Linked DNA regions of Homo sapiens: region 2 is linked to region 1. A link is a loop called in an ENCODE intact Hi-C map of the cell type or tissue named here. Cell type or tissue: sigmoid colon. All regions are shown on one strand. Links, peaks and the distances in the headings refer to the core of each region. The heading gives the core; the rest is flanking DNA.

Region 1 (15,371 bases), core at 3,379-11,378:
GCAAGACTAGCCCAGATTGGGTTCTTTCTACCACAGCATATGGCTTCTGTGAACATTGTCCCAACTGTGCTAATCCCCAGAGAGGTTTATGGCTATGTGGTTGGGACCTTCCCTGAGACCACTGTTCGCCAAGGTCACTGTGTGTGCCCCACAGGCCTCTGCAGGAAGAAAGAGTTGGAAGCTCAGGGTTCTTCTCCCCACTGCCACTGTAACACAGCAGATTTAAACTACAAGCAACAGCAGAGCAGAGCAGAGTTTGGATGTACAAGATGAGCTGTCTCTGAACTGGCCCTGTGGTTCATGCTCGCTGTTGCAGAAGGGAGGAAGTGTGAAGCAGATGGCCTTTGCCTGGTTTTCAGGGTGGCCCTGAGATACACAGGGTGCCTGCTGAGGAATGAGGGAGCTATTACAATTATTATAATACCTGGAAGGGCCGAAGAACAAATCAGGCACTGAAAGCACCAAAAGTTGTTGATCTTGTAAATTTAGGACAGTGCGACTTACGTTCTTGAGAGCAAAGTATGACATTTTTATGGCATGCTTTAGGTAGGGTCCCCACTATTCTATAGGTGTTTATACTGCTTCAGTTGCTTCACAGCTCCCCCTTCTTTCCTACCACACCTGACACTCCCCACCATTTTCCATCGGCAGGGGAGCTACCTAGAGCTGCCTTACTTGGCAGAGCAGAGGTAGCACCTGTGTCATTGGCTGTTCTAGTGTGCTGTCATCTAGCATATCTGTTATTCCATCTGCAGCCTTCACACACTTTTGCTCTCCAGGTCCAGTGAGTTCATACATAGCAAGGGCTTTTCCTGAGTATCATGTAGCCAATGAAGAACAGATCTGTCCATAGACTCCTGGAAGGTAATTTGCTGCTCTGAACACCATGACGTCTGCCTTTTCACAACGTGCAGCTAATCATAGGCACCTTATGCCCAAGATTGCCTTTCACAAGAGTTGTGAAAGTGCTCTCCCAGTCTGGTTCCTTCTATGGGCCATATTCTGTTTTGATGTTGTCTAAAAGTGTCCTCTGTATCTTCTGTACCTCCTAACCCAGGTCCCACCTCCATGAAACCTTTAGGATTATCTCAGATGTCACAGAACTAGAGAGACTAGTGATTCTAAGATTTCTAGCTTTTTTTTTCAATTAACTTCTAGAGTGCTTTGTTTTCTTTGCTGAAGTCAGATTTCTGCCCCTGCAGATTATGAAATCACCCAGTGGACAAATTCAGTCCTTATTCTACACTCTTGCTGTATTTGATCCTGACAACCTTTCTATTATAAAATTCTCATTTCTTCATCTCTGTATTCTCTTGGTTTGCTTCATATCTCTTTGGTTGGGCCTCCTTAGTTAACTTCAATGTTGCCTCCTCAGCCCATCACTAAGTATTCGTATGCCTGCATTTATCAACTAAATACCTATGGCTCACAAATATATCCATCTGTGATCTCACTGAGGACAGAGGACTTATCTTCTTTGTCAACCGCTGCATCCCCAGTGAGGAGTACAATGTCTGGACTAAAACAAGTATCCAGTAAGTATTTATTGAACAAATGGTAAAGTAAAACCTATATGTTTAGCCCAGATTGCTTTTGTGAGTTTCAGATCTACACATATAACTGCCCGGCAAGCATCTCTATATCCATGTTCAGCAGATTTATAAATCCAGAGCAGACCTCATCAATCCCCATCCACAACAAGTCTTCCTCCTGTATTCCGTCTTTTATCTGCCCAATCTAGAAACCTAATATTTGTATCAGACTTTAACCTTTTTCTATGTCACCTCCCACTACCTTCATCTAATCATTAGCCAATTTGTGTTGATACTACCAGCAAGCATTTAATGAACACTTTATGCCAAGACTTATAAAACTAAACACATTCTAACTATTTCTCATTTCTCCTTCTTCCCATCTGCTGTCATCCTAAGTCAGGCACTCACTATCTTTCACCCATTCAGCAGTATTGACCTCTTGACTGGTGTCTCTGCCTGTAATATCCTTAAGCAGCCCATCGCATCTGAGGCCTGCCAGGAGACTCTTAACATGCTAACCTGCTTGCTATACCCTTATTCAAAATTCTTTGATGGAGGTCCCATTGTCAAAAGCTGCAGTCCTGAATCTCAAAACTGTTGTGCCATGATCAGTTGTGAAGTATGTCACAAGTAATTTTGATATTAATAATGGTTCAAGACCTAAGGTTTGCAAATTATTTAAAATTTTAAGCTAAGTCAAATTATCACCATATAAATGTCACTTTCGCTCACTTGAATTCCCATATGCTTTCTTTAGTGGAAGAGAAAGAGTGGCATTACAGTCTGCTGAGAATTATTCATTTTGGTCTGTAGGATGAAATCTAAACTCCTTTGCATAACCTACATGAACCTTGTGATCTAGTCCTTGCCTACTTCACCAGGGCTATTTCTCACCATTTTTTTCTATCTCATCATATGCTACAAATATACTGAGTTACCTGTAATACCTAAAACCTGCCACTTCTTTCTTATACCTTTGAAGATTGTCTCCTACTAGCGATTTCTTGTACCTGTTATCCCCTAAAACACTCTTACTGATCATTCAGATCCTGGCTGAGGCCTTGCCTGAGTATCCTGACCCAGTTCTAGATATTCCTCTTCCTTTGTATCCACTTTGCCTTGTATATTCCTTCATTGTAGCTTATAATAATTACATGGTGTTTTTAGCATGTTCGTTTCCCCGTTGGACTGTAAGTTAATGCCTTTTCATGTTCTTCTCCCAATTTTTAGTACATGGCTGAACATATGGTAGGTGCTCTGTAATCTTATCCACTGGTCCCAACATTCTTCAGAATCAGGCAACTTTAGTACCACATCATAACTTAATAGATAAAAGCGAGAGAGCCCTGGACAGGGAGTTTGAGCAGCTAGTCCTAGCTCGTCTATAATGATTCTGTGGCCCTTGACATGTTACACAAAACTTATATCTATCTCAGTTTCTATGTGTATGGTCTGTTTGTAGGACTTCCCTATGAAATGGTGGTTTAGACCAAGTTGGAAGGTGTGCATTGATTGGAAAATACAGGAAGTAGGATAGAGTAGGCAAAGTGAGGCCCATGTGCTTGCCATTGATAGTCTGTCATTGAATGTCTAGCTGGGAGTAATAAATGGAGACCCAGTCGTTATTTGAGCATAGATGACATGTTCTGAAATTAGATTGAAGGACTTCTCATCTGGTAAAAATGTGCCGGATGTACTAGAGTGTAGAGAGAGTGAAGAAACAGATTTCAGCCAGGAGACAAAAGGATCTGGGATCTGCTATCTTGGGAATGAAAAAGATCACACTTTTTTCAAAAAGTTTTTGAAAAAAAGAATGACAGAGCCTGGTAACCACCTAGATATGGAAGTTGAAGGAAAGGTATGAATTGAAGATGATGGAATCATTTAATTCATTTATTTATTTGGATTCCACAGAAAGTTTGAGGTGGGATATGACTCAGTACAATGAAAACTGTTAGGCATATGGCTGGAGGGTGTGGTCACAGATGCTGGCTTTGTCATGTAACTCGGAAATAAGGCTTTGCCAGGATTGTCGTAGAGTTTGCTGCATCGTATGCAAGTTTGGACTAGACTCTAAGATATCTCCCATGTCTGTCTATGTGTTTATCTTTGTAAGTTCTCTGATTTGTTACCTGAGAGAATGGGTTTGGCATTAATTAATAGGAATAAGGAAATCAGGGAAGGGAGGGGATTTGGATGCCAGGTAGAGTTTTCTTCATTTCAGATTGTGGTAGATCTTTTGAGTTTCACTGAATGTTGTGATAACTTCTGTATAATTGTTGACTTTCCTTTTGGCTTTGTCTCTGACTTTCATAGGATAGCGCTGTATCTGTTAGAATCATACTCTGTTTTCAGGCTGTCCCTAGGCTGAGCTCACTAGTTCCAGTGACCTCTTTCTGGTAGGAGGTCAGAGTTTATTGAGTGACAGTGGACCAGAATAAAATTATAGTGGAAAAGAATTTGGGTTTTGGAGTCAGACTGACCCAAATTTGTGTTCTATATCCTTTGTCTATTTTGTGACATTAGCAGGTTACCTAATTTTCATATGTCCGTCTTCTCAATACTGCAAGTGGGGATAATATCACCTACTTCATGGGGTTTGGTGAAAGATTAAAATAATAATAGCTAATATTAATTTAGGGATTAGTTACTAAGCACTGCTATTTTACATTCATTATCTCGTTTAATCCTCCCTGCAAAATCTATAAAGTATGTATTTTCATTGTCCCTGTTACACTGACCAGTAGAGGGATTAAATAATTTGCCCTGTTACCTGACTAGGAATTGGCAGAGCAGGGATTAGAACCTAGGTTGAATGACTGCAGAATCTGAGCCTTTAATAACTGAAAGCACGGCAGCTTCCCAAATGTCACCCTTTCTATGAAAATGTGAAATCTCTAGTAAGACCCTCTTTCAGATTAATCACCTCTTCTACCATGCTCCTATAACAAAATTCCTGAAACTTTAATTAGCCCTTTTCTATTCTATGTCAACCCTTTATTCAACCCTTAATTTTAATCATTTTTATACGTCCCCTTCTCTTCACTAAATTATAAACTTTTAAAAACAAAAACTGTGTTTACCTATGTATTTTTGCATTCAATTCCTTTATACACAGGAAGTCTCAATGTTAATTTGTTGCAAAGAAATTATTTGAAAGGCTCATGCCTTCCCTAGGGGGACATCTTTAGCCACTTGGTGCCTTGAGGTCACCTTTACTTTTCCATCATCAAAATAGGAAAATTAAACTGTCACAGAGTACTACGAATAGCAGTAATGAAATATTATCATTTAAAATAAGGATATAATATCACTTAGCCTGATTGTGGTCTTCACATCACCTCCCCCGACCAAAGAAAAGTCATAAAAGCAGAAGTGTTCTTTGCCTCAGTGGTTTAGATTGTTTGTGATATTTGGAATTGAACTAGACAAGAAGAGACGTATCAGGAACCAGTTCCTCCTTGCCTCCAGGTATCAGACATGCTAGATCCCAGTTGGTCTTAACTTTTTGTCTCACTTACCCCTTTGGTTGGAATGCAGGCATTATTCTGAAGCTTTGTGGTAAGCGACTTGGATTTTCTAGTGTCGGGCTCTTCTCTTTTTTAGGAAGGGAGAAGCGGGTCTGGGAAATTAAAGTGCCTGTATCTCCCAGGGCACCGATTGTTAAGAGGGTTGGGACCTCAGTATGTTTTTTTTCCATTCTGCCACACCTGAGATAGAAAAAAGAAATACCACGGTCCCTCGGGTAGCAGTAGAGGGTGAGAGCAAGACTCCTACCTCTGAATGCCGTTAGATTTAGAAGTTCATTTTGACTGCTTTACGATACAAAGTTGAGTAATAATAATGGTCTTACTGGTATAAATAATAAGCACAGAGTGTTTCATACATATCAAAGCAATTTCGTACATTGTAGTTCTCATTCTTTGAGAAACAGCCTTGTGGGGTTGAACAGAAGGAATTACAGAATTGTGTTTGACGGTGTTGAGTGAGAAATTTTTAGCTGTTTTTCTTATTTTGTTCCCTGTTCCCTCATTTTTTTCTTATCCTGAGTTAGTCTCTTGATTTACATCTCGGCATTCAGGACTCAATGTTGCCAGCCTCCCGCATCTGAAGTAGCTGAGAGCCAGGATGCTAGCAGAGGATATCTGTGTAGCCAAACTAAGGGCCCATGTACTTAAGTTTGTGCAGTTGACTCATCAGAGCGCCCAAAAGCCACCACTCAAGACCTCTGATTTCAAATATGATTCTAATTGTATGTTTATCTGGCTTCCTAGCCTGTGCCAGACTATATACATGATAATCTCTAACATTTACTAAGTACTTACTAACTGAGACACTCTCCTAAATACTCTCAAGCATTCACTCAGGTAATCCTCACAACCACACTAGAACACGAGGTACCACAACTGCCTCCATTTTACATGTGAGGACAGAGCACAGGGGGGTTTTGAAACAAGGTCCCAAGCCAGTAGTCAGGTCTGGCTTCCATGATCTGGAACCACAGCCCATGCTATCAGCTATAGCACTACAACCTCAGAAGAGGGGGAAACTTAAAGAAGCAGTAAAATCATAAAAAGGAGACTCAAGAATTTAAAAAGACCAGCAGACTGAGTCTATACAGAATAGGCATGCGTGCTCTCACATAGCAGCGGGCCTGGGTGATCATCAGCATTCCTAATGATAAATGACGTGGGTCACAAAGAGGAGGCCAAATAATGTCCAAGATCCCTCTCTATCTATCTACCTAGATATTTTTTAAAAGAAGCTAGATGGAAATATAACATGTTTTAGAAGATTACTATCGAAAATGATGAAAATACAAATAGTTTTGGTAAAGCTCCAGTAACAGGGAGCCAAGCTTTCAAAAGTGATTTATTTTTCAGTAGTTAACGTTTTTGTGCCTTTCTACCTGCTCGTGGGTTCCAGAGTCTCTGTTGCCTGGTGTCTCCCCGAGAACAAAGATTGTGGATCCCCAAAGTACCTCCACCTCCTCACTGGACTCCTGCTCCAGAAAAGATGACCATAATCTAATAATCACTCTACCGCATGAACAGGGTGTCACACATGTGCTTGACTGTGCCTCTACAGTGGCAGGTAGAGCGAGTGCAGTGCAGGAAATATCAGCCCTTTTCTAAAGCACTATGAAGATGAAAGGGGGAGGTGGTCAGGGGATGGAGAGGACGGAGGGGAAATCACTTCTTTGTCTAAAAGGGAAATGCCAGGACTGTCCCTTCAGGTCTGTTAAGTGTCTATAGGATGTGGAGGAAAATTCTTCTTCTCGTTGCTCCCACCTCTCCCCATCCCCTTTATTCTTTCTCACTTTGTAGAATAATATAAAAAAGCCCAGCAGAAAGGGAGCTGTGATGCTGTCGTCCCTGGCGTTGATGTTATTTATTTTCCTCAGTTGCTGCTCTGGAAGCCCGGAGTTGACAGAGCGGTTTTGTAGAATAGAAACATTATAGACTGTTACTGTCAGAGTGTTAAATGTGATGGATAGAGAAATAGAGGCGAAGGAGGGGACTTAATACTGAGAGCCAGGGTGCTCATGGGAAAATAAACCATCCGCATATAAGAAATGAATGAGGTAATGTGGCGGGAGGTAATGGGCTTTCGCAACATGCCGGAACAGAGATGCTTATTACAGGGTGTGCTTAACCCTTGGCATGCTGATTTCCCTTTGTGGGTTCCAGGGCTTTTCGCTGGGTCCCTCTGTGGGAGCATGTGTGTGGCTTTTCTTCAGGCAGGGAAGCCAGCGTGTGTAGAGGAGTGGAGGCAAACGCATTCTTAATAACACTGTATTAGCAGCCTGTACATCAGAGAGCTTGGCAGCTCCTGAGGGACACGGGACTCCCGTGGCTGTGTGAGACAGAATGTGCCAGGATTGCTGGGTTATGGAGAAGCCAAGGAAGGCACATCAAGGGAGCGTGAGGTTCTGTTATTTCTCCATTGGAGACTTAAGAGAAGTGCTTTGGTTACGTAGGGGAGGAGATTCATGTTACTTGATTCTCTTAGTGGCACCCGAAGGTTTCTTGCTACTCTTCGTAGCAAATACTAGCTGTTTACCACTGACCAGAATGTGGTGGCTTTGCTCTAGGTTGGGGGACACGGGAGCAGACAGTGATCATCTTTATTACCTCATGGTCTAGTTACAGTGCATGGTACAGAGGTAATAATAAAGGTGATCGTGTCAGGTGGAGACCCTGCAGCAGATAGGATGATGGAAGGGGACCCAACTCTCCTGGATGAGGTAGGTGAATTAAACTGAAGGTTTGCCAGTTTCAGTGAACAAGGTGCTTTTCCCTTGTGTTGGGTTTCTATGACTTTTTTCACCCATCTTTGTGTTTTGGTGGTGGCCAGCCCTGTATATTGCCACTTAGCTGATATGGACTCCCATCTGCCTCTGACAGTTGCCTGCTGTGTGGCCTTGAGCATGTCATTGAACCTCTCTGGGTGTTAGTTTCTTCATCTGTAACATGAGAATAATAACACTTCATAAATTCATTAGCAAGACTAAACATAATCATGCCTATGAAAGTGTGGTAGCCTCTAAAACATTACGCAAATAGCCAAGTATTATCATTATTTCTGTTAGTAATGAAACAATATATGCGTGTCAGATAATAAGGTAAAGCTCCAACTCCTAATCTTTTCAGGAGACTCTTTGCCTTTTTGCATTTTTTTTTCCCCTGCTAGGATACATAGAGTGGTAAGATATGTAGAAAGCAGAGTTCAGGGGAAAGTTAGAATGAGGCAGAGCTTCCAGGATAGTACTTTCTTGTTGATCTGTTATTTTTCTAAACCTTTTTCTTTTCTGTGTTGAAACACAATGCCATTTTTTGAACTTCACCAATTGTTATCTCAGATATGGATATGCCTGAGGCCTGGGCAAGTCAGGGCAGTGCCACTCCAGTTTCAGAAAAGAAAGTGTGATGGGGTTCAGCAGGGGAATTGCTGTTGTACTTCATTAGCCAAGCTCAGTAATTCCAAGAATACCCCTGCGGGTGTGGGTGTTTATGAAATGCAGATTCACAGGCCTTGCCCCAGCAAATTTGATAGGAGTCTAGGAATCTGTATTTCACAAACACTGTCAATGAATCCCATGCCTGTGGTACTTACGTCACTTATTAGAAACTACCTCTTCCTTCACACTCTCTCCCACTCCCCTGTGGTGATGGTCTAGTTACTGGTCTTAAAGGTGATAACTCACTACTATTCAAGAGTAATTAAAATGCCACCAATGCCCTCACTTCATCAGCACATGGGTCCTGCACAAGACTGATTGTGCACATTTTTAAAGCATTTTGTATTTTTTGACCGAGCTCTGTACTTATGATTTGTGTCATTTTCTATCTCTGTATTATGTGTTCAGAAAGTTTTTTATAATAGCACCGATATTGCTTTTATTAGTGGTACTGTGACATATGACTGAGACCCACAACCTTTTGGTCTATATTAAAAACCTACTGAAAAGTAAATAATTTGTAAACTTTAACCACATAGACAAAGTGCATGAAGGGGACATGGAGAGAATAAAAATCTCTTACAGACATATGTTTTTCCAGTGGGCAGCTGCTATTTAAGAACTTTTAAGGTGCACATGAGTACACCTTTGTTAAAAGGTATAGCTTGTATAGTAATTCCGTTCTGGGGGTTGCGGAGAAGAGCAGGAGGGAGCACAGTGTGCCTTGCCCTGGCTGGCAGTATGAGACAATTACCACGATGAGGTTTTTTTTTTAATGTTCTCCATATATAGATTAAAATGTTTGTTGCCTGAACTGGGCATGGAGAAGGCATCATAATGTGCACCTGAACATTCATGTAGGGTTTAGTGAGGAGAAAATAAGAGGATACCCTGAGCTCACATTCATGGGCATGGGCTCAAGCTTTTTCCAAAGTCACTGAGATGTCATTGTATTGACTCAGCCTTATTTGCATTACCTCATTCTGGTAGAACTGCTATGTTTATAGACATCATTTGGCATTTACCCTTCCACATCAGAGCTTTCATATTGGAGTTGACTCTTCATTTTGAGTTGACCAAGGTGGGCTTCAGTGTGAGTGAGTGTGTGCACTTGTACAGATACACCATAATCTAAGAATCACCCTACCCCCATGAACAGGGTGTCACGCATGTGCTTGACTGTGTGCTTCTACAGTGGCAGGTAGAGTGAATGCAGTGCAGGAAATATCAGCCCTTTTCTAAAGCACTATGAAAATGAAAGGGGGAGGTGGTTGGGGGATGGAGAGGACAGAGGGGGAAATCACTTCTTTGTCTAAAAGGGAAATGCCAGGACCGTCCCTTCAGGTCTGTTAAGTGTCTATAGGATGAGGAGGAAAATTCTTCTTCTCGTTGACATTGTGTAGGTCTGTGTGTATCTGCATATGCCTATATTCATTATGACTCATCATCTTACTCTCATGGTCTTTTGGAGATACTTTGTCTATTCTGGAGTGCAGAGGTAATTAACTTATGGTGCCAGCTCCACTGATATCCAACCATATATATCTTTGGATTTTTGAAAACCTGATGTTTGCAAATGTCTATTATTAAAAAAAAAGAGAGAGACAAGGTCTCACTATGTTGTCAGGCAAGAGTGCTGTAGCTATTCACAGGCTCGATCCCACCATTGGTCAACACAGACTGCTCTGTGTCTGACCTGGGCTGGTTCACCCCTCCTTAGGCAACCTAGTGGTTCTCTGCTCCCAAGAGGTGATCATATTGACATCAAACTGAGTGTGGACACCCAATTGGCATAGCGCACTACAGCCCAGAATTCTTGGGCTGGAGTGATCCTGCTGCCTCAGCATCCCAAGTAGATGGGACCATAGGTGTATACCTCCATGCTGGGCTACAAAAATCTGTTCTTATCTTCTGTGCCTTTTTCTTGTTATTCTAAAAGGTGGAAAGCCGAGCAACTTCAGGATGGTGCTGTAGCATTGTGAGTGAGAGGAGAATATATTTAGTTCATATGGCTGCCTTATGTGTAATGGATTACTGGGTATAGGTCCATGTATTGTTGATCTGTGGCATGACAGGCCTGGCAGAGGGACACAAACACATATGTACAAAATGGCTCCCTGCTCATTACCACGAGCCTGAACTCATTTCAGCTGAGACGACCAGTTAGCCAACAGCCCAGGCGTACATGTGACAGCTTGGGTGTCTGCCCCTGCTGGTCATAGCTACCGCTTCCGTCACTGGCTGTTAATCAGAATATGAGAAACTCTGGCCATTTCTACTGGCTGGACTCCGTGTGCTGCCTGAATCCAGGTGCATGCAGAGATGTTCTCAGATCTAAGAGAGGTCAGGAAGGGAAAGGGATGATTCCTCCTCCTACCTTTTCCTAAGTCCCTTCTCCACACATCCAATTGCACCCATGAGAACCGAACCACCATGTTGAATGGGGTCTGGCATTCAGAGCAACTTCCCTACAAATCTCTTTTTATTGGCATTTCCTCCAATTTAACCAGCCCTGAATTGCATTTGAATCAGATGAGAGAAAGAGAGGGAAGGAGAAGGGAGGAGGTCCCTCCCTCTCTTGGAAAAGCAGCTCACAACCAGCTTTATTTGGTAAAATGCTGCAATAGATGCTTGTCAGAAATAATTTATTCCTGTTAGCTGTAATCTGAAGGAAAACAGATACAAGTCCTATAGTTAAAAAAAAAGTAAAGTAGTCTTGCTTTCGCTGACAGTACAAAGGTGTCATATACAAGAAGGATTGACACAGACCAAGGGGTCTTGTGGGAAATATGATAATAACTATAAAGAAGACAGATTATTCCCCAGTTGCCAACATTCAAACCTTTTTACAGTCAGTTCAAACATATAAAACTTTATTGCTCTAGCAGAAAGGGGAACAATTTCTGGTTGCACAGCTTTCCCAGGGCTGGGTTTATACTGTCTGTGTTATTGCTCTATAGTGGCATTTTAAAGTTTATTGAACAAGACTTTTACAATTGAAGGAAGTATATAAAACTGTAAATTTATTAGATTTTTCAGGATAAGTGCCCTTTGTAGTTGTGCTCAAGAATTCGGAGCTATGAGAAACTGCTAGTTACAAGACTTATTAATATTAAAGACTGAGAGTACGCACATTTTATACCTTAACTGATCTCAAAAATAATATTATTATATTACTGAATGTCAGAGCTCTGATACTATAGAATTGGATGGATACACACACATAGGACTCTATGTACCAGATGTGTTTATTTTTCACTGGCTAAAAAGTTAGCTTTCGTTATATCTTACTTTATTTGCTTTTAACACAGTTGGTCAGGGTATTCCTCTGTTCATTGAAGGATGTCTCAGGTAGATGTTTTTTCCTAAAATCCTTGCTGATTTTCCAGCATTTCTCAGTGTGTGGGTATAATGCAAGTACAAGTGTTAGGTTTTAAGAGCATATTTTATGGTGAAGTAATATATTGTTGCATTCACAAAAGCAACTATAACTTTGATAATCAAAATACTACCAAAAGGAGTTCTTGTTTTCCCCAACTTCTCATTTTTCATTTCTTAAAGGTTTTGAGGGAAATCATTTGAGAAATTTTGTAACATTTGTGATAATCTATAAAAAGGTTTCTCAACCTCAGCACTATTGACTTTTTGAGGCCAGATGATCCTTCATTATGGGGGCTGCCCTGTGTACCGTAAGCTGTTTAGCTGCATTCCTGGCTTCCACCCATAGATGCCAGCAGCATCCCCACTCCCCCATTGTGAGAACCAAAAATGTCTCCAGACATTGCCAGATGTCTCCTGGGAGGCAAAATTATACCCAGTTGAGAACCATTCATCTATACAGTATTATAATATGTCTGGGGAAAATACATTTTACTGTAAATAAATAATATAGGTTGTGTTTGGTAATTAAAAAATATATTGTTACTAAACAAGATGAATTACAGGATTATTTACTTGCAGAAATATCTGACTGTTGACTGCTTTTAAATAAGGTGTTTCCCCCAAAGAATGTAACATAGCTCAATCTTTAAAATTTTTCATATAAATTTTGGGGATCATATCACTATGTGGAAGGAGATGCCTTGCTTGCTTACTTAAGCCTCAGGACATGTGTTTATGGATATAATCACTTATGAAACCAGACCTCATATTCTTTTTATATTATGTTATGATTAGCCACTGATATGTGTTTGCCTTTTTGATTTTTCACATGCATATGCAGAAACATGTATATGTATATATTATGTGACTAACACAGTGAAGGATATGAAAAGTATGAAGACAATTTTGATTATAATTTTCTCATTTGACAAGTTCAATTTTGAGGTACCATCAACTTGCCTTTAATTTTCAATTTGTATTCTAGAATTCCTTAACCTCTTCAGAAGGTTTTCATGGTAGATACATTTAAAACATTCAAATAAGTTGTTTATAGCACCTGTTCACCTTCATGCTGCCTGATGTTATTCAAGTACCTATGTGTGAATGGCACTTTGATCTGGAATTCTGTGTTAATTTGTCTAGTGGCCATAGCATTTACAGAAATAAGCTAAAATGTTTTCAAAAGGACTTAAATTGTAATTGGCCTTTTGGTTTTTGATTGCTGAGTTTTGGAATTCTATGGTTGATATAAAAAAAATCTAGACACTTGTGACTTACTAAGGAGTATCTTGAAAATGTCTCAATTCTGTTATTCAGTGGAACTACCATTCTCTTTTGCCCCTATGACCTCTGATGGCTGAGCGGTGTTAGCCATATACTGTGTGTCTTTTCACCTCTTCTTGCCATCTCTGTGGGTCACTGGGCTCCTCTGGAAACTTCTGTAGGCAGGGCAGAGGTTTCCTTTTGTGTTTCCTTTTAGACCATGCCTTAAGAAGTATGGTGTGACTTCCTTTATTCACTAAATGTCTTTCTGATAAGCTGTGCATGAATTATATGATTGGAAAGCAAATCATATTAGAATCCACTAGTGGAGTCTGGCTAGGATATCCATTGTAATCCTCCTAGTAAGTCATAAGATCTATTCACAATCACCCCTTTAGTTATGCACGGTTTCCTTAAATCATAATATATCTTGTTAGAGTTTTTAAACTACTAATGTCCATTCTAGTATGGTGATATGTATGATAGCTGTGTCCTGCCTGGATTCATGCAGTCACATATATATGATATACCTTTTTTTGAACATATGACAATATGCATAGCCCCTATTTGGTGAACTGTCTTCTCTACAAATTATAGCCTTGGTGCTTTACAAGGTTAAATAACACAGTCTCTAATTTAAGTAACAGTGAGAACCAGGAAGATTTAAACAGTCTGAGTCAGGCACACATAACCCTACCCTCAAAAGCACTCATAGCTAAGTGGGGGAATCTTGCTGAAGTCTTGTTAACTTCCTGGGTTTCAAAGTCCCACTTCCAGGTACCATGGATGAGGCAGCAGGCATGCAATTACAGAAAAATAAACCTTTAGTCAAACAAAAGAAGCCACTGAAAGAACTGAAAACCCCTTCCTAGTCCCAGCTAAATTCCCAGGGAAGATTTAGGACCTGTGTTTGTCCTGAGTTAGTGGATGGTCTTGGCCAGTTTGCCATCTGTAGTGGTGAGTTGAAAGGGACTGTGGGCTCTGGAGGCTGAAAGGGAGTGAGCAGGAACAACATGAAACAGCAAATGTCAGGGAAGTCAGTAAGCCCTGAATCTTTTATGAGACCTTGGATATTCTGATCACAGCTCCGCTGGCATCGAGATTGGAATACAGATTATGGGAGGGAGCGTCTGTGACATGAAGCCCTGGCTTAAATCTTCCCAAGGTTTTAACGTGCCTTACCATATGAATATTTTGTTATTTTATTTGGCAGTATTTCCACAGGAGGCCAGGAAGGAGAGCACTGAGTAAGCCAGGGGTAGGGCAAATCTAGAGATGGGAGAGATTAGAACAGTATTGTGGCTAATGAGACTAACACCACTGAGGTGTGTGTGTGTGTGTGTGTGTGTGAGAGAGAGAGAGAGAGAGAGAGAGAGAGAGAGAGAGAAAGTGCTGAATCCCCTGTAATCCTGTCTCATACAAGGCCCTGGTGCTAAAACCACTGTAACTGTTTATGAATTCACTCCAGCTACATAGTGAGAGGAAGGAAAGAGAATAAGAAGAACCCAATGCTGGAATGAATTTATGCTTAAGAGCTTGTCTCGGGAATGCAGCTGGGTTTAAGAGTCGCCAAGCCAAGACACCCTTTTTGGGAAAAGGGAAAAGAAAAGGAAAGGAAGATAAAAACCCAGGAGACTGGAGGGACAGTGGGAGGAAGAGGAAAGAAAACGTGCTGCTCCCAGATGGGGAAGCCTTGTCTGAGTGAAATGGCATTATAGGTTGTCTGGGTGTTAGCCCCTTAAAGTGGTTTAATTTCCCACTAAATAGAGATCACTGTGAGGACTAAGAACCAAGCAAATGCTTTCGATTGCGCTATCTTGATTAGAAGCCCTGCATTAAGGCAAGAGCATTGGCAGAGCCCGAGAGAGCTGAGGCACCCTGAGGCATGCAGCAAGGTCCATGGCAGGCTAGACTTCAAGTGGCTTTGCCGGAGCATGACTTACAGCAGATTTGATGGCCTGGATTTTGCTTTTCCACACCTGTCCCCATCTGGTAGGCCATGCTGTCTCGTAGCCAACCTGCAAGTCAGTTAGGTGAGGCCGAGTGACCTCAGCCTGATGCAGGCCACAGAAGCAGAGCGAGGCAGAGTGACTAAGTGACTGCTGGAATCCTAGTAAAGCAGGGATAGGAACCAGAGTTCCTGGACTGCACGCAGCCTTTTCTTTGGTAAGAGAGGTTGACTACTGTAGTAGCTGTGTAAGGGGCAGATAGAGATGAGTGAGAGATGGTCA
Region 2 (15,371 bases), core at 4,354-12,353, 120 kb before region 1:
TATAACTCTGACAGACATAATATAAGAAGAACTTGTAATGAGAAATGACTTTTCTTTTTAGTCACTTTTGTGTATTCCATTTTTAGTCTACTACTAGAATTAGAACAATTCTGGCTTTTGAGAAGTGCAAAGAGCAATTTGGTCAAAGCTGCCAGAATGAGAATTTGGGAAATTTTGGTGTCATTTTTTTCTAACAATAGGAGTGTCTGTGAGGATTGGACATGAGAGCGATTTAGGTTATACTGAAGGATCTGGAAGGGGATTTATAAGCGGGGAAACATAGAACCTTGTGAACTAAGAGCTGTGGGGCATTGAGCTGGGCCGGGTGTGGGTGGGTTCTGTACAGTAGGCTGCACTGTTGGCTGAGAAGGGGGCATTACCTGCCTGTGTGTTTAGTTCACTGCTGGTGCCAGACCTATTCACATGGTTTTGCCCCTGCATTCTGTTGACATCCATGAACTTTTTGTTGTGGTTGTTGGCAAAATTATAAAAATACCCCCAAACGAGCAAATAAACCAAAACCTAGATGTTGCACATAATTTAAATTGGAAGACATTTTCATTTGTAAAGCATGACCCTGACTTCTTTTGTGTCATAGGCATATCTTAGGAAAGCTTATTCTTCAATTTGGTTTCAAATCTCTTTTAGATGGATGATACTATGTTTGAACTTGGTGAAGCGAATCTAAATATTCTTTTTATTGCTTTTCCTTTAAAAAAAAAGTTTACCAAAGCACCACATGATAGAGACAGTGTCCTAGGTCCAGCTCCAAACAGCTCTTATTCATTCTCTTATGACCCTAAGAAGCACCCATTCATTTTCATTGCCATATTAACCTGATTTGGAGGAATATAATAATTTTGGTTCCATTGCCCTTTACCTGCAATGGTGTGGTAAGATTTAAGGAATGCAATAATTGATAAATAAGTAGAGAATTCATGAGTTGTTTGTGAAGTGCTTTGAGTTCCTGTGGGTTATGTAAATAATTAAGGCACTGTATTTTCTATAATAAATTATCTCAGGATTCATATCTTATTTCACAGGATATCACTGCATTTCACTCTTTCAGGCTAAAAAAAATGTACGTCTACTGGTCTTTAAGTAATGGGGTAATCGATCGTCGCTCATGAGGAAAGTTCTCTGGTTGTATCTTTGCCCCATCTGCATCTCAAAGATGGCACTTCTCGGAACTTAGCAGAGTGATCCCCAGAGGGGAAAAAAGGTGCAGGAATAGATTGTCATAAGATTATAACACCTATCCCCCATGATGGCAGAATAAGGTCAATAGTGTCTTACCCGAAGGTCTTCTTACCTCTAACAGCTCTCTTTCAATCTCTCAATTATTGGTGGAAATTGAGATTGCAATGGGTGGAAAATTCATCCTTTTTGGTTTAGGTTGTAGTTTCAACTGCATCTTCTACTGAAACTTTTGTCATTAAGTAGGTATTGGGGTGGGTATACCTCACACTCTGTGCTAGTTCTGGACCTTCTACTAAGTAGTTATAAGACCATAGAAAAGTTGCTTAAATAATTTTATGATAAACTATAATAGTAGTGGTTAAGGACCTGGTCTTTAAAGCCAGACTCTCTGAGTTTGTATCCTAGATCTTTTACTTCTTAACTGTCTGGCCTTATTCAAGTTAAAAAACCTCTCTGTGCCTCATTTTCCTTATTTATAAAATGCAGATCATAATGGTACTTATCTTAGAGGGTCGCTGTGAGGTTAAATAAGGTGATAGATGTAAATTACAGTGCCTGGCATAGAGTAAACAGTCAATAGCTGCTAGCTGTTATTATTTCTGGACTTGTTTTCTTATATGAAATAGAGAGGCTTATACCAGATGGTCCCTAAAGACAAAGCCAATTCCAAGACTCTGATTTTATGCTGAAAAGAGACAAAAATTGCTGAATTTAAGATTTGCTTTCTTTTTTTCCTTGCATTTTTTTTTTTTTTTTTTTTTTTTTTGTCAAGAGTCTCACTCTATCTCCCAGGTTGGAGTGCAGTGGCGTGATCTCGGCCCACTGAAACCTCTATCCCTGGGTTCAAGCGATTCTCCTGCCTCAGCCTCCTGAGTAGCTGGGATTCCAGGCATTCACCAGCTAAATTTTGTGTTTTACTAGAGACGAGGTTTCGCCCTGTTGGCCAGGCTGGTCTCAAACTCCTGATCTCAAGTGATCCGCCTGCCTCGGCCTCCCAGTGCTGGTTTACAGCCGTAAGCCACCATGCCTGGCCCTGTTTCCCTTGCTATTCTCTTAAAGTGAGAATTAGCTATATCTGGCCAAAAGTCTGGGACAGATTGGAAGAAGAGGGGGAAAAGAGAATGGGTAAGAACAGAGGAAAAGTTTTTAAGCTACTTTAAAAACTTTTAAACTACAAACTGGACAACAACCGCTTGAAAAGCTAGAATTGCATATTAAGGATGGTGTTTTCTTAGCGTCAGCAACTGGAGGCATTGTGTAATCATAGTTAAAAACATTTCATTTTCTCTCTGAAGATACATAAGCCTATCCATTCAACTTGCAAAGTTCCAAAGCAGGAAAAGTAGCACAAGTGAGTTTAGGGCAACCTGACCTTTTCTTTTTCTTTCTTTTTTTAAATTATACTTTAAGTTCTGGAACACGTGTGTGGAACGTGCAGGTTTGTTACATAGGTATACACATGCCATGGTGGTTTGCTCTACCCATCAACCCGTCATCTACATTAGGTGTTTCTCTTAATGCTCTCCGTCCCCTTGTCCCCCACCCCCTGACAGGCCCCAGTGTGTGATGTTCCCCTCCCTGTGTCCATGTGCTCTCATTGTCCAACTCCCATTTATGAGTGAGAACATGCGGTGTTTGATTTTCTGTTCCTGTGTTAATTTGCCGAGAGTGATGGTTTCCAGCTTCATCCATGTCCCTGCAAAGAACATGAACTCATCCTTTTTATGGCTCCATAGTATTCCATGGTGTATATGTGCCACATTTTCTTTATGCAGTCTATCATTGATGGGCATTTTGGTTGGTTCCAAGTCTTTGCTATTGTGAATAGTGCTGCAATAAACATATGTGTGCATGTGTCTTTATAGTAGAATGATTTATAATCCTTTGTGTATATACGCAGTGATGGGATTGCTGGGTCAAATGGTATTTCTGGTTCTAGATTCTTGAGGAATTGCCACACTGTCTTCCACAATGGTTGAATAATTTGCACTGTCACCAACAGTGTAAAAGAATTCCTATTTCTCCATATCCTCTCCAGCATCTGTTGTTTCCTGACTTTTTAAGGATCGCCATTCTAACTGGTGAGAGATGCTATCTCATTGTGGTTTTGATTTGCATTTCTCTAATGACCAGTGATGATGAGCTTTTTTTCATATATGTTTGTTGGCCACATAAATGTCTTCTTTTGAGAAGTGTCTGTTCATATCCTTCACCCACTGTTTGATAGAAGACAACCTGACCTTTTCTTGCCCTTCTAGTACATTCCTTATTTAGGAAAAATGTTATCTTTGTCATAAGGACAGCCTTGATTCATAGTAGATTTATTCTTCATTATTTTTATAGCTTTCTTGAAATATATTTCTAACACCATGAAATTCACCCATTTAAATGATATACAGTTAGGTGGCTTTTAGTGTATTGACAAAGTTGTGAACCCATTATCACAATCTAATTTTAGAACATTTTTATCAGCCTCCTTGCCCCCTAAAAAAACCCAGTACTTTTTACCAATCAGTCCATATTTCCCCCTTCACCTAGTCCCTGGTAACCACTAACCTACTTGCTGTCTTTGTGGTTTTTGCCTATTCTGGACATTTCACATAAATTGAATCATAAAATATTTGATGTTTTTTGACTCATTTCTTCTGTTTAGCACGTTTTCGAGGGTCATCCATACTGTAGCATCTATCAGTACTTCATTTTTCTTTATGGCCAAATACTATTCCGCTGTATGGATATACCACATTTTGCTTATTCATTATTCAGTTGCTACAGTAACTTAAGGAATGGACTTCAGTTACTGTTCACTTAGGTTATTTCCATTTTTGACTATTATGAATAATACTGCTATGAACATTTGCTTACAGGTTTTTATGTATGAATATATGTTTTCATTTCTCTGGATAAGGAGTGGAGTTGCTGGCTCGTGATAACTCTATGTTTAGATTTTGAGAAAATGCCAAACGGTTTTACAGAGTGGCTGCAGTAGGCACATTTTTTAAAAACAGCTTTATTGAGGTCTATTTGATATACAAAAATCTGTACATTGTATATATATATATATATATATATATATATATATATATATATATGCTTTTTTTTTTTTTTTTAAGATGGTGTGTCCCAGGCAGGAGTGCAGTAGTGCGATCTTGGCTCACCACAATCTCTGCTTCCCAGGTTCAAGCGATTCTCCTGCCTCAGCCTCCTGAGTAGCTGGGATTACAGGCATGGGCTACCACACCCAGCTGATTTTTGTATTGTTAGTAGAGATGGGATTTCACCATGTTGACCAGGCTGGTCTCGAACTCCTGACCTCAAGTGATCCACCGGCCTTGGTCTCCCAAAGTGCTGGAGTTACAGGTGTGAGGCACCGCGCCCAGCCTGAGCTACCACGCCCAGCCTGGTGTATTCTTAAGTCATAGTGTAAATGGCACTAAGTTTTGTCTTCAGCACTCTCAGCTTTTCATTCTTTTCAATCTCTTTCTCCATTCAATGATGTCTCCTCTCTATGTTTAGGACTCTACTGTGTTTATTGTCATGTTTGGTCAATACACTAAGAAAAAAAGTTTTTGATAAATTTATTTGACTTGAAGTATGCATGATCAGGATTTATGTGAAATCTCTGTTAGAACTATTTGCATTTTAAAGAGGAAAAAAAGTAAGACAAAGGAATGATTCTCCAATGTTGGAATTTCAGATGTCAGGTTCCTGGAGAGGAAGGCACTTTTGAAAAAGATTGGAGAATTTTCTGAATAGTAATCTAGTGTGACAGAGGGAGCATGGACTTTGAGTGAAACCATCCTAGCTTGTGTTAACATTAGTGAGCTATTGGATTTAACAGAGCTTCAGTGTTCTCATTTCTGTGGTGAAGATAATAATATGTATGATGTAGGATGGTGGGCTAAAAAAGACACTGATGTAAAGCACATAGTTCAATGAGTATGCTCAACTAGTGGCCACTACTGTTATTTTTCTGAAACCACATGACAGAGTGTTGACCACCTTTCTCATCAGTTTGGCCTTGTCGGTTCAGGTTGAGTTTTCTACTACCTCTGTCCGGGAGTTTTAGAGGTTCACTAACATGCTTCCTGACCCTGCTTTTATGTTAAATGGTTGTCAGTGTGAGAGAAATAAAAGTCTCGGGCAAAACGCAGCAAAAGGCATCTCCACACTTTCACACCCCCCTCCCCTACTTCTAGAGTTCTGTGGAGAGAATCTCACAGAACAGTGCTTTTCAGTGAACACCTGTAATTTTAAATTTAATGATTTACATTTTCTAGTAGCCTCATTTTTAAAAAGTAAGAAGAAGCAGGTGAAATAAATTTTAATACTTCTTATTTAACCCAAATATATCTAAAAATCTTTCAACATGTAATCAATATAAAAATTATTGAGATATTTTGCATTCTTTTTTTGTGCTAAGGCCTTGAAATGGTAATGTTAAATTTAATGATTTAAATTTTTTAGTAGCCCCATTTAAAAAAAGTAAAAAGAAACAAGTGAAATGAATTTTAATAATACATCTTATTTAACTTAAATACATTGAAAATATTTCAATATGTAATCAACATAAAAATTAATGAGATATTTTACATTCTTTTTTTGTGTGTCTATGCTGAGGCTTTGAAATCCATTGTGTATTTTACATTTACAGCACATCTTTTTTTTTTTTTTTTTTTTTTTTAAAGACAGTGTCTCTCTCTGTCATCCAGGCTGGAGTGCAGTGGCGTGATCTCGGCTCACTGCAACCTCTGCCTCCCGGGTTCAAGGGATTCTCCTGCCTCAGCCTCCCAAGTAGCTGGGATTACAGGCGCCTGCCACTACACACCCTGCTAATTTTTAGTAGAGATGGGGTTTCACCATGTCGGCCAGGCTGATCTTGAACTCCTGACCTCAGGTGATCCACCCACCTTGGCTTCCCAAAGTGTTGGGATTACAGGCGTGAGCCACCGTGCCCAGCATTTATAGCATATCTTGATTTTGCCTTGCCATACTTCAAGTGCTCAATAGCTACACATGAGTAGTATCTACCATATGGGACAGCACAGCCATAGAATAGTTGTTCTGGCATAACTCCGTTTTGTTCCTTTTTTGGCATAGTTTTTACATTCTGAGGAAGATACATGGTTGTTCCCCACTCAAACTTGAGCTGGTAGTTCTGTAGCAATTGAAATTGTTGCCTGATGAATAGCCGTGTTCCAGATTAAAGCATATTTGAGACATCTTTTTCTGGAAGAGAACGTCCACCTTACACTATTGAGGTCACTGCTGGAAGCCGGGATGGGGTGGTTCCCCCACCTCCTTCTCTGTGTTTTTTGCTTCTTTCTTTCCATAGCTCTTCATTTTAGGTTCTTTCTTTCTCCTTAACAAAATCTTAAGTGTTCCCTAGAATAGACTGAGTGGGCCGAAGCAGTTCCTTGTTTTCTTTAGCTGTAATGCAATGGAACAAGTACAGAGCACTCCATGGTATGACAGGAGTTTGCTGGACCCTCTGCAGCCTCACACTGACTACCTCTGTGGTAGCATATTATTTTGAGAACGCCATTTAACCTCTTAGTCTCAGGTTTCCACATCCATGGAATGGGTGACTCTAGAGAGCCTCTGATCTGACTCCATATTCCATGGGTTGTGAGCCCCAACATGATCCCTGCCAAAGCTTAGATTCCTAGGACACTAGGCAGGTGGAACATTTATAAAAGAAAATTCTTTTTCATTGTTATGGCAGCTCTAATTTCTCCTATGAATCCTTATATCTTTCCTAGATGGTCATGTAAAACTGGTTATGGTGGTGTTAACGTTACCCTCCATCAATCAAGTTGAATTGCAGAAGGCAAACTGAGAGGGAAAAAAATAGTGGAATTAAAAAAATTTTTATTGCTGGGTGTGGTGGCTCACACCTATAATCCCAGCACTTTGGGAGGCCGAGATGGGCGGATCACCTGAGGTCAGGAGTTCGAGACCAGCCTGGCCAACATGGCGAAATGCCGTCTCTACTAAAAATACAAAAATTAGCTGGGTGTGGTGGTGGGCACCTGTAACCCCAACTACTTGGGAGGCTGAGGCAGGAGAATTTCTTGAACCCGGGAGGTGGAGGTTGCAGTGAGCCGAGATTGCGCCTTTACACTCCAGCCTGGGCAACAGAGTGAGACTAAAAAAAAAAAAAATTATTGAAGCATTCAGGATCCCATTTATAAGGCCAGTTGGAGGCCAATCCCAGTTTAATCCACCTTGCGGACTTTGTGATGGAATGCATATGTTGTTTTCATGCTATGTATTTGCAGCTATTGGATTTTAGACTGGAAACTTGTCTTGGAATAGATTTCTGATTGCAGTATTGCAAGTGCAGAATACCTTCTTGAGTTCATATGGTAGAGCCCAGGAATTTAGGAAAGGAGTCTGGCCCTCACCTTGGAATGGTGGAGTTACTTGTTCAACGTTTGCCTCAGCTGAAATACTGAAATAATTTCTGTTTCCCACCTGTCAGTGGGGCGTTTGCAAACTTACAGTGAGGATATTTAGAAAGATGTTTGAGTTTCCCTAAGAAAGTGTGGTCAGTAAGTATGAGAAAAAGTTTATATATTTGTCTTGCTTTGAGACAGGTTGAATCTGCCAGTAGGTCAGAGGAATACATTTACCTAGTAGCCTGTGCTGGTAGGGCAGAGAGAGTCAGTCGTTTTTCCTGAGGGCGTTAGGTGATTTGAGACCTCAAGTGTTGTCACTGTAAGAGAATCCTCCTTATAATTACCATTGTTAATAGAATTGAAACTTTGCATTTGTCTTTTATCCCTAACAAAGAAAGACTCCCAGAGAGTCTAATGATGAGCCCTGCCTACATCCATTCTGAAAGGCACTCTATGGATATGAGGGTGTAGACGTTAATTCCTTTCTGTAGAATTTGCATGCAGAGGCTCTAGGGCCAATGCACCCTGCTTACATTAATAAATATTTAAAAACAAAGAGCGGGTAACACAAGCACATCTTTCCTTTGTGCATCCTCCTTACTAGGGTGCCTGTAATACCTAACATCTTGGGAAGGAAATGTCTGGGTGGGTGCGGGTGGGTGGTGATGCTGCGCGCAGCACCAAGTATAAAGGCCCAAGAAGTAACCACATCGTGTGAGGAATAAATTAAAGCAGCTTCATCCGGAGGCCAATTAAGGAAGAATGGGAAAAAAGAAAAAACAAAACCCAGCAACAATAAAACCCAAGAGATGAGAGAGCATGTTCGTTCAGACCACGTAGAAAAGAGAAATTGAAGTCGTCTGGAAGGAGTTTAAGGGGATGCATCACAAAATAAAACTTTTGGAACCAAGAAACAGTGGAGAAGCCCGGTGGCGAGCCACATGGCCTTGTGCTAAGACGAGATGCCCTTTTCAGAAAGGATAATGATGATGCTGGGAGCTGGACCGTCGTAGATTGTCGCCTGAGTCTTGCTGTAAGACGCTGCACAATTAGATTAGAGGAGAGGGCTAGGGGTGGCCGCGAACCCCCTCGCAAATCTGTTGACTTCACCGCAGGGCTGATGCGCGCAGCATAGAGGACGCTTGGGAGCGCCCGGCCACTGCCCGGTCCGCCGGCGCGGCGCCGCGTCGCACCCGGTCTTCTCTGCACCCTGCGCCTTGCACCGGCTCCCTCTCCCGTTCGGGCGTGCGGCCCCCCTCAGACTCTGCCCTTGAGTTCCCAGCGCAGGCCGCACGTCACCGGCCGCCAGCGCGCGGACCGCGAAGCCAAGTGTCCCCCAAGCGGGGCTTGCTGTGTTTTCATCATTTCCCTTGCCTGGCCCGGGTTGCAGTGGTCAGCCGCAGCGGTCTGCTCCCGGCGGCGGCCCGAGGCTCCCCCGCCACCTCTTCTGTCCCGGCTGACTTAACTCTTCTCCCAAAGGGTGGTAAAGAGAGGGCCGCCGCCCCCCAGGGGGAAGACATCCTCTTGGGAGCCATACTTCCTTTATTAAACACCTCTCAATGTGGGCTTGGAGTCACATTCAGAGCCTCTGAGGCAGAGGGGTGCCTGCGGTCTGTTCCCAGGGAGCCGGGCCTAGGGTCTGTTCCTGGGAAGGATCTGTTCCGTGGGGCCCGCTGGAGCCGCGTTTTCAATATGCAAAGTGCCGGTGCTGTGCAGACCTCGGTGGTGGTGGTTTTGCATGCAGAAGTGAAATTCAGAAGGCCGCGTGTGAGCACGTGGGTGAGTGTGTGTATGTGCTAACACGCACGCGTATTAATTTGCAGCTCCTTAGTTGGCCGTGTGTTGTCTCAGCTGTATTCGATAAATATTCGAGTTGTTGCTTTATGGTAATGAAATGAATTAAATAATATAATCTGGAGTTACTGCAGAAACCCTCCCGTCTTTTCTGTCTCTCAGCTCTTACAGGGAGTGCGTCATCTTCCCCTAGGGAGATTTTTAACCCAAAGAACCTTGATGTACTTTAAACAGCACTGACATTTGTTTTCCTTAAGCTCAGTCTGATTTCTTTAACACTTGAAGAAGGTTTGGGGCCTTCAGACATAGCTAGTTTCTTATATGGCGGCTTGTCTTGTCTCAGAGGAATGTTTAAAGGGGCTTCAAGCTGCCTTATTTTTACCAGTCTTCAGAAAATAGAGAATTGATTTTGGTAGTTTGCCCCCTCCTGCCCATGCACGCATAGTTGCCTCCCTTCCCCCACCTAGCCTGCTGGAGCCCAGGCAGGAAGGGGCTGTCATCATACACATGCCTAAGCCATATTACTTTATTTTTCTTCTTAGAAAGTTACACTAGGAAAGATGTTCTTGATGTGTGATTATTATTCTTAAGTGTATTCTAGTGCTTGCTTATTATTGCTCTGTTACAGCTTCACAGGAAACCAGCAGGTCCTGCAGTAGACGGTCCAGAAACTTTCTATTGAATGAATGTGGGAGAGCTAGAAGTCAGGAAGGTTGAATTCCCTCATTACTTCGAAAATCTATAAATTAATTCCCTCTATAAATTTCCACCAGCCTAGTCTCTGATCCACCAGCTGGAGAATCAAGCCCATTATTAATTTCACAGGATGAATTTCTCATCCTAGTAACTCTGGGGGAGAGGACGAAAGGGTTATTATGTAGGTTGAGAGTTCTCTTGTTGCTTCTGACTGTTACAGATGTTGCAGCTAAAATATAAGCATAGCAATAATAATATCAGCAATGGTGATAGTAAAGAATGGAAATAACTGCTTCCTTCTGCTCCTGATTTGGACACCCCCATCCTCCTACTCATTTATTCTATTGACTCCTCTCTAGGTGTTTCAAGTAGAGATGTTTTGGTGACTTCCTAGGGGAGAGAAGCATCTCTCCAGTGGCTTCCATTTGGGTATAAGTATGCAAAGATTGTTTGTGTTGTCAAGATCCCACTGGAGTATATCTTCTTACCTATAATGTCACCTCCTGCATGTTGCCCTTTGTAAGTAGAGGTTATGGAAGCTCAATTATTTTTTAAGTAAGTTTCATAAAATATTTTTGAATGCCCTATGTTCTGGAGATGTTGGTGAAAACTCTTTATCTTCCACAGGTTGTATAGTGAAAAAGTTAAAAATGAATCTCTATCCTGGTTGGATTTATTTTTTCATTTGAGAAATACCGTTCAACATTTTTGTTTTAGACCTCCTGGAGGGCATGATGGGACTGAAGAGTCTTTATTCCATTTTGGTCTAATTATTGCTTTAGCAAATATTTGTGAAACTTCTCCCATGCCTGAAGTGTTGTGACAGAGACTGAAAAATACAGATATGTGTGAGTTGTGGCCCTTACCCTCAAGGAGCTTCCAGGGGCCTGAATCATGGGCAGAATCAATGTGACATGGGCAGGTCCATCACTCCCAAAGCCCATGACAGGAGCCTGGAATGTGTTCCCCAGAGCCAGGAGTGTGGCTGTAAAGGTCATTCTTGACCAAAGTTCATTGCTGCCCTGGTGATACATGCAGAAGCATGCTTTCTTTGAATCAAGGAGTTCTAGTTTTTTTACCTGGATGCCTCAGAAATGTTCTATGTTTGAGTCCTTGCATACTGGGCCTTCCTGCCTTTCCTCAAGCACTGTAACCTCCTTTATTTCCTTTCTGCCTTTCCCCTTTCACTCTCTTTTGTTCTCTTCCTCCCCTCTACTGGGGCCTACCCACCCCTCCACGCCCTCCCCGCCCCCATTGCTATTTGCCAAACTTGTGACCTGAGACCACTTGGCATTTCCGTGGGATGGCTGAAATTTACCACCCGCTGAATAGGCATTCTGTGACATTTGCTCACCTGGGCAGCTTAAGCTACATGGTCTGCTTCTGCCTTGAAGGAGTACTGAGAGGAAGTGTGAAATTTACCTCTGTGCTCCAGGGTTCTTGCTAGCAGGGAGACAAACAGCAATGCTTTCTAGAAGCTGGAATTAATTTTTATCATAGTGCACATATATGTTTATACCCTACATTTATTATATATTCAATAAGTACATGTAGACAATTTGTGCATTGTCTTCCATTTTTTTAACAAATTAAATTTTCATGCTTAGCGTCATCTTTCACTTTCATACCCTCCCCTTCTCTCCCTCCCTGCTAGTAGAACATACTGGGTTAACTTAATGCTCTTTGAGGCCTTGTGTCATTAGACCACCTGTCTCCTTAAGGTTTGTGATATTCCGTGTGATGTCTTTCTCACTGTGGCCTGCCCAGTCCTGCTGGTAAGGAAATAGCTGCCTGTCTCTTTGGATCAAACTGGTCTAGGAGCTTGTTCAGCCCAGTTACTGGGGCAGACCAGCCCTGGAGGCGTCTCTGACTCTTGGAACACACAGACAGCACAGTCTGTCTGTCCTGGCTGTCAGTCGAAGAAGGGAAACATGCAATATAGATGGTTAAGCTGTTACTTTATACTTGTGTGCTCCAAGTGATTTGAAGGAAAGAGTGCTCTGGGCCCCAGTAGTGGTGGATCATCCTGGAATGAAACTGAACAGAGAATGTCGGCAGAAGTGATGTTTCATACTTTCCTGTATGAAACAGGAGCCCAGAATTCTCCTGTTCATATGTAATAGGAGTTAATGCATATTTAAAAAATGTGTTAGGTACAGCGCTATTATTACTCTGATTTTTAAGATGAGGAAACTGAGGCATAGAGAGTTTAGTGAATCTTCCTAAAGTCACATAGCTAATGAGAGAGAGGCTGACTTGGAGATTTTACTTGGTAAGTTTTACTAAGTGTAGATTTTTCTATGAAAATATTCATTCCCATTGAGTGACAGCCCATCAAATTGTGATTCTTCCAAGGAAATCCAGTGGAATCTTACTTGGTTGTCCAAATAACAAATTGTCTGGCTCTACTCATTTCTGATCCTGTTTCTCAGGTACAGAAATTTAATTATCTCATGACTGTGGCTGGCTGCAAAACAAGTAAAGAGGATAAGTTCAAAACTCGCCTTGAGCTTATTTCCTGATTTTCATTAGGCCTCTGCCTATTCTGTTTTTAGAATCCACCTGACTTTTTTTATTTTTTGAGATGGAATCTCACTCTGTTGCTCAGGCTGGAGTGCAGTGGCATGATCTTGGCTCACTGCAACCTCCGCCTCCCGGGTTCAAGCAATTCTTGTGCCTTAGCCTCCCGAGTAGCTGGGATTACAGGCGTGCGCCACCATGCCCGGCTAATTTTTGTATTTTTAGTAGAGACAGAGGTTTCACCATGTTGGCCAGGCTGGTCTTGAACTCCTGACCTCAAGTGATCCACCTGCCTCGGCCTCCCACAGTGCTGGGATTACAGGCGTTGAGCCACCATTCCCAGCCAAGTTTGTTTTTTGAGATGGAGTTTTGCTCTGGTTGCCCAGGCTAGAGTGCAATGATGCAATCTTGGCTTACTGCAACCTCTGTCTCCTGGGTTCAAGCGATTCTCCTGCCTCAGCCTCCCGAGTAGCTGGGATTACAGGAGCACGCCAACACACTTGGCTAATTTTTTTGTGTTTTTAGTAGAGACGGGGTTTCACCATGTTGGCCAGGCTGGCCTGGAACTCCTGACCTCAGGTGATCCACCCTCCTCGACCTCCCAGAGTGCTGGGATTATAGGTATGAGCCACCGCACCTGGCTCTAGAATCCACCTGACTTCTTTCAGGTAACAAGCATGACTTATTTTTGCAGGGGGTCTAAAGCTTGACCACCGCTGTTGTATATGTCACCTTTCCTAGTTCCTTCTCAGAAGTCCAGCATTTTGACAGAAGCATAAAGCAGGGCACAGGGTCCTGCCTTTGCACACCCTTCCTGTGCCCATTGTCCTATCACACCACCTCCCTGGTGCAGCCAGACTCTAGGCCCTGGGCCCTCCAGTGATTCTACGTGGTGCGGATGGATGCTTCCATGGTGAGACCCAAAAGTCTCATCTGTCCAGTTACAGAGCCTCTGTTTTTGGAAAGGCATATCCAGCAGCTCCCCGACCGCCATTTTTTTTTTTTTTTTTGAGATGGAGTCTCACTCTGTCACCCAGGCTGTAGTGCAGTGGCGCAATCTCGGCTCACTGCAACCTCCGCCTCTCGGGTTCAAGTGATTCTTCTGTCTCAGCCTCCCGAGTAGCTGGGATTACAGGCACGGGCCACCGCGCCTGGCTAATTTTTGTATTTTTAGTAAAGACGGGATTTCACCATATTGGCCAGGCTGGTCTCAAACTCCTGACCTTGTGATCCGCCTGCCTCGGCCTCCCAAAGTGGTGGGATTACAGGCATGAGCCACCGCACCCAGCCCCCTTTTGTGATTAGTGGGTGTTTTCAGTTTTGAGGAGGGAAGATCTACCTTCCAAATTGCAGTGGTGGCCCAGAGAACAGCCTGGTATGCAGGACCAGGGTGAAGGTGAAGCTGTTCATATCACCCCAGGTCTTTGAAGGGGAAGAAAAAGTTCAAGGCATTTCATGTTAAAACTTACTGTTTAGAAAACAATACTGTTGATATTAAAAATATAATAATAGCATCATTATTACCAAGAAGACCTTAATAAAGAAAATTTTACAAAAGAAAATCATAAATCTACTAATTTACCTTTAATCATACTATCCTAGTTCAACGTCTATTTTCAGTTTTCTTGTGTTTACATTTTCTTGTGTTACTTTCCTTATGGCTGTGTAAATTTTCCATGTCTTGGGGATGATTGTGTACTCAGGGAACATATTTATCCACAGAACCTGTTATGTATCTTATTTATTTGTTTATTGCTTATTTCATTTCAAAAAGGCATGCAAGAAGCTTACCAAAAGATGTGAGAGATACCAAGAGATTTACTAAATAAATGAGGAAATTAGAAGAAAAAAATTCAGGTAGGGCAATAAAATAACATGCAAGGGAATGTTAGTATGTAAAATGGTATCCATAAGATCCTTTCTTATTGTGAACTTCTCAGGCCTTTTGCTAGTAAGGAAGTAGCTACTGTCTCTTTGGGTCAAACTAGTCTAGGACCTTGTTCAGTCCATATCCTAGAAAGGTTGGCTACAGATTTGATTCTGTGCTTCCTAGTAGCAAAAGCAAAAAAGGGAAATAGGATCCGTTTCAAATTGCCAAACATTTAGAATTGGAAACTAATCAGTTATTTAAGGAGAAGCAGATTTTTTTCCTGGTACTGGACCCCATGCAAAATTTCTTTCATAATTTCTTTTTTTTTTTTTTTGAGACGGAGTTTCGCTCTTGTTCCCCAGGCTGGAGTGCAGTGACGCGATCTCAGCTCACTGCAACCTCTGCCTCCTGGGTTCAAGCAATTCTCCTGCCTCAGCCTCCCGAGTAGCTGGGATTACAGGCACATGCCACCACACCCAGCTAATTTTTGTATTTTTAGTAGAGATGGGGTTTCATCATATTGGTCAGGTTGGTCTGGAGCTCCTGACCTCAGGTGATCTGCCTGCCTTGGCCACCCAAAGTGCTGGGAATTACAAGTGTGAGCCACCGTGCCCGGCCTCATAATTTCTAGTAAGAAGATGCTAGTGATATGATAGGCATTGCCCTCAACGACATGATAAAAAATTATATTTCATGTTTTACCATAGCCCTTTATGCATAACCCATCCACAGCACTCATCAGATGTTATCATAATTATTGGTTTACTATGTAATTCTCTTGTTAGACTCAGAATTTCTTGAAAATGATGAACAGGATTTGTATGCTCAGCCCATAGTACATATTCAGTTAATATATTTTTGAATTGAAACACTGTTTTATCTGCTTATTC

Evidence for each region. A loop is a pair of places that touch in the nucleus more often than their neighbours do. Peaks named below come from ENCODE experiments on the same cell type or tissue, not always from the same donor. Only the 100,000 strongest peaks of a DNase experiment are listed, where the experiment ranks them.
Region 2: a loop joins it to region 1, with 2.9 times the contacts of the local background. A loop is called at or near these places in 13 of 110 quality-filtered maps.

What each region holds. Positions count from the first base shown.
Region 1 is chr1:164,692,930-164,708,300 of GRCh38, forward strand. All of the region lies in intron 2 of PBX1 (PBX homeobox 1), which reads left to right. Among named protein-coding and RNA genes, the nearest start is that of PBX1-AS1, 74 kb to the right of the region's middle. RefSeq lists an enhancer at 6,426-7,657. In sigmoid colon, for the core only: no CTCF peak of the experiment used is centred there; DNase peaks (open chromatin) are centred at 7,372 and 10,702; H3K4me3 peaks cover 2,808 bases; H3K27ac peaks cover 907 bases.
Region 2 is chr1:164,567,625-164,582,995 of GRCh38, forward strand. The region is part of intron 2 of PBX1 (PBX homeobox 1); the gene reads left to right. Among named protein-coding and RNA genes, the nearest start is that of PBX1, 16 kb to the left of the region's middle. In sigmoid colon, for the core only: no CTCF peak of the experiment used is centred there; DNase peaks (open chromatin) are centred at 8,897 and 9,327; H3K4me3 peaks cover 2,069 bases; H3K27ac peaks cover 1,254 bases.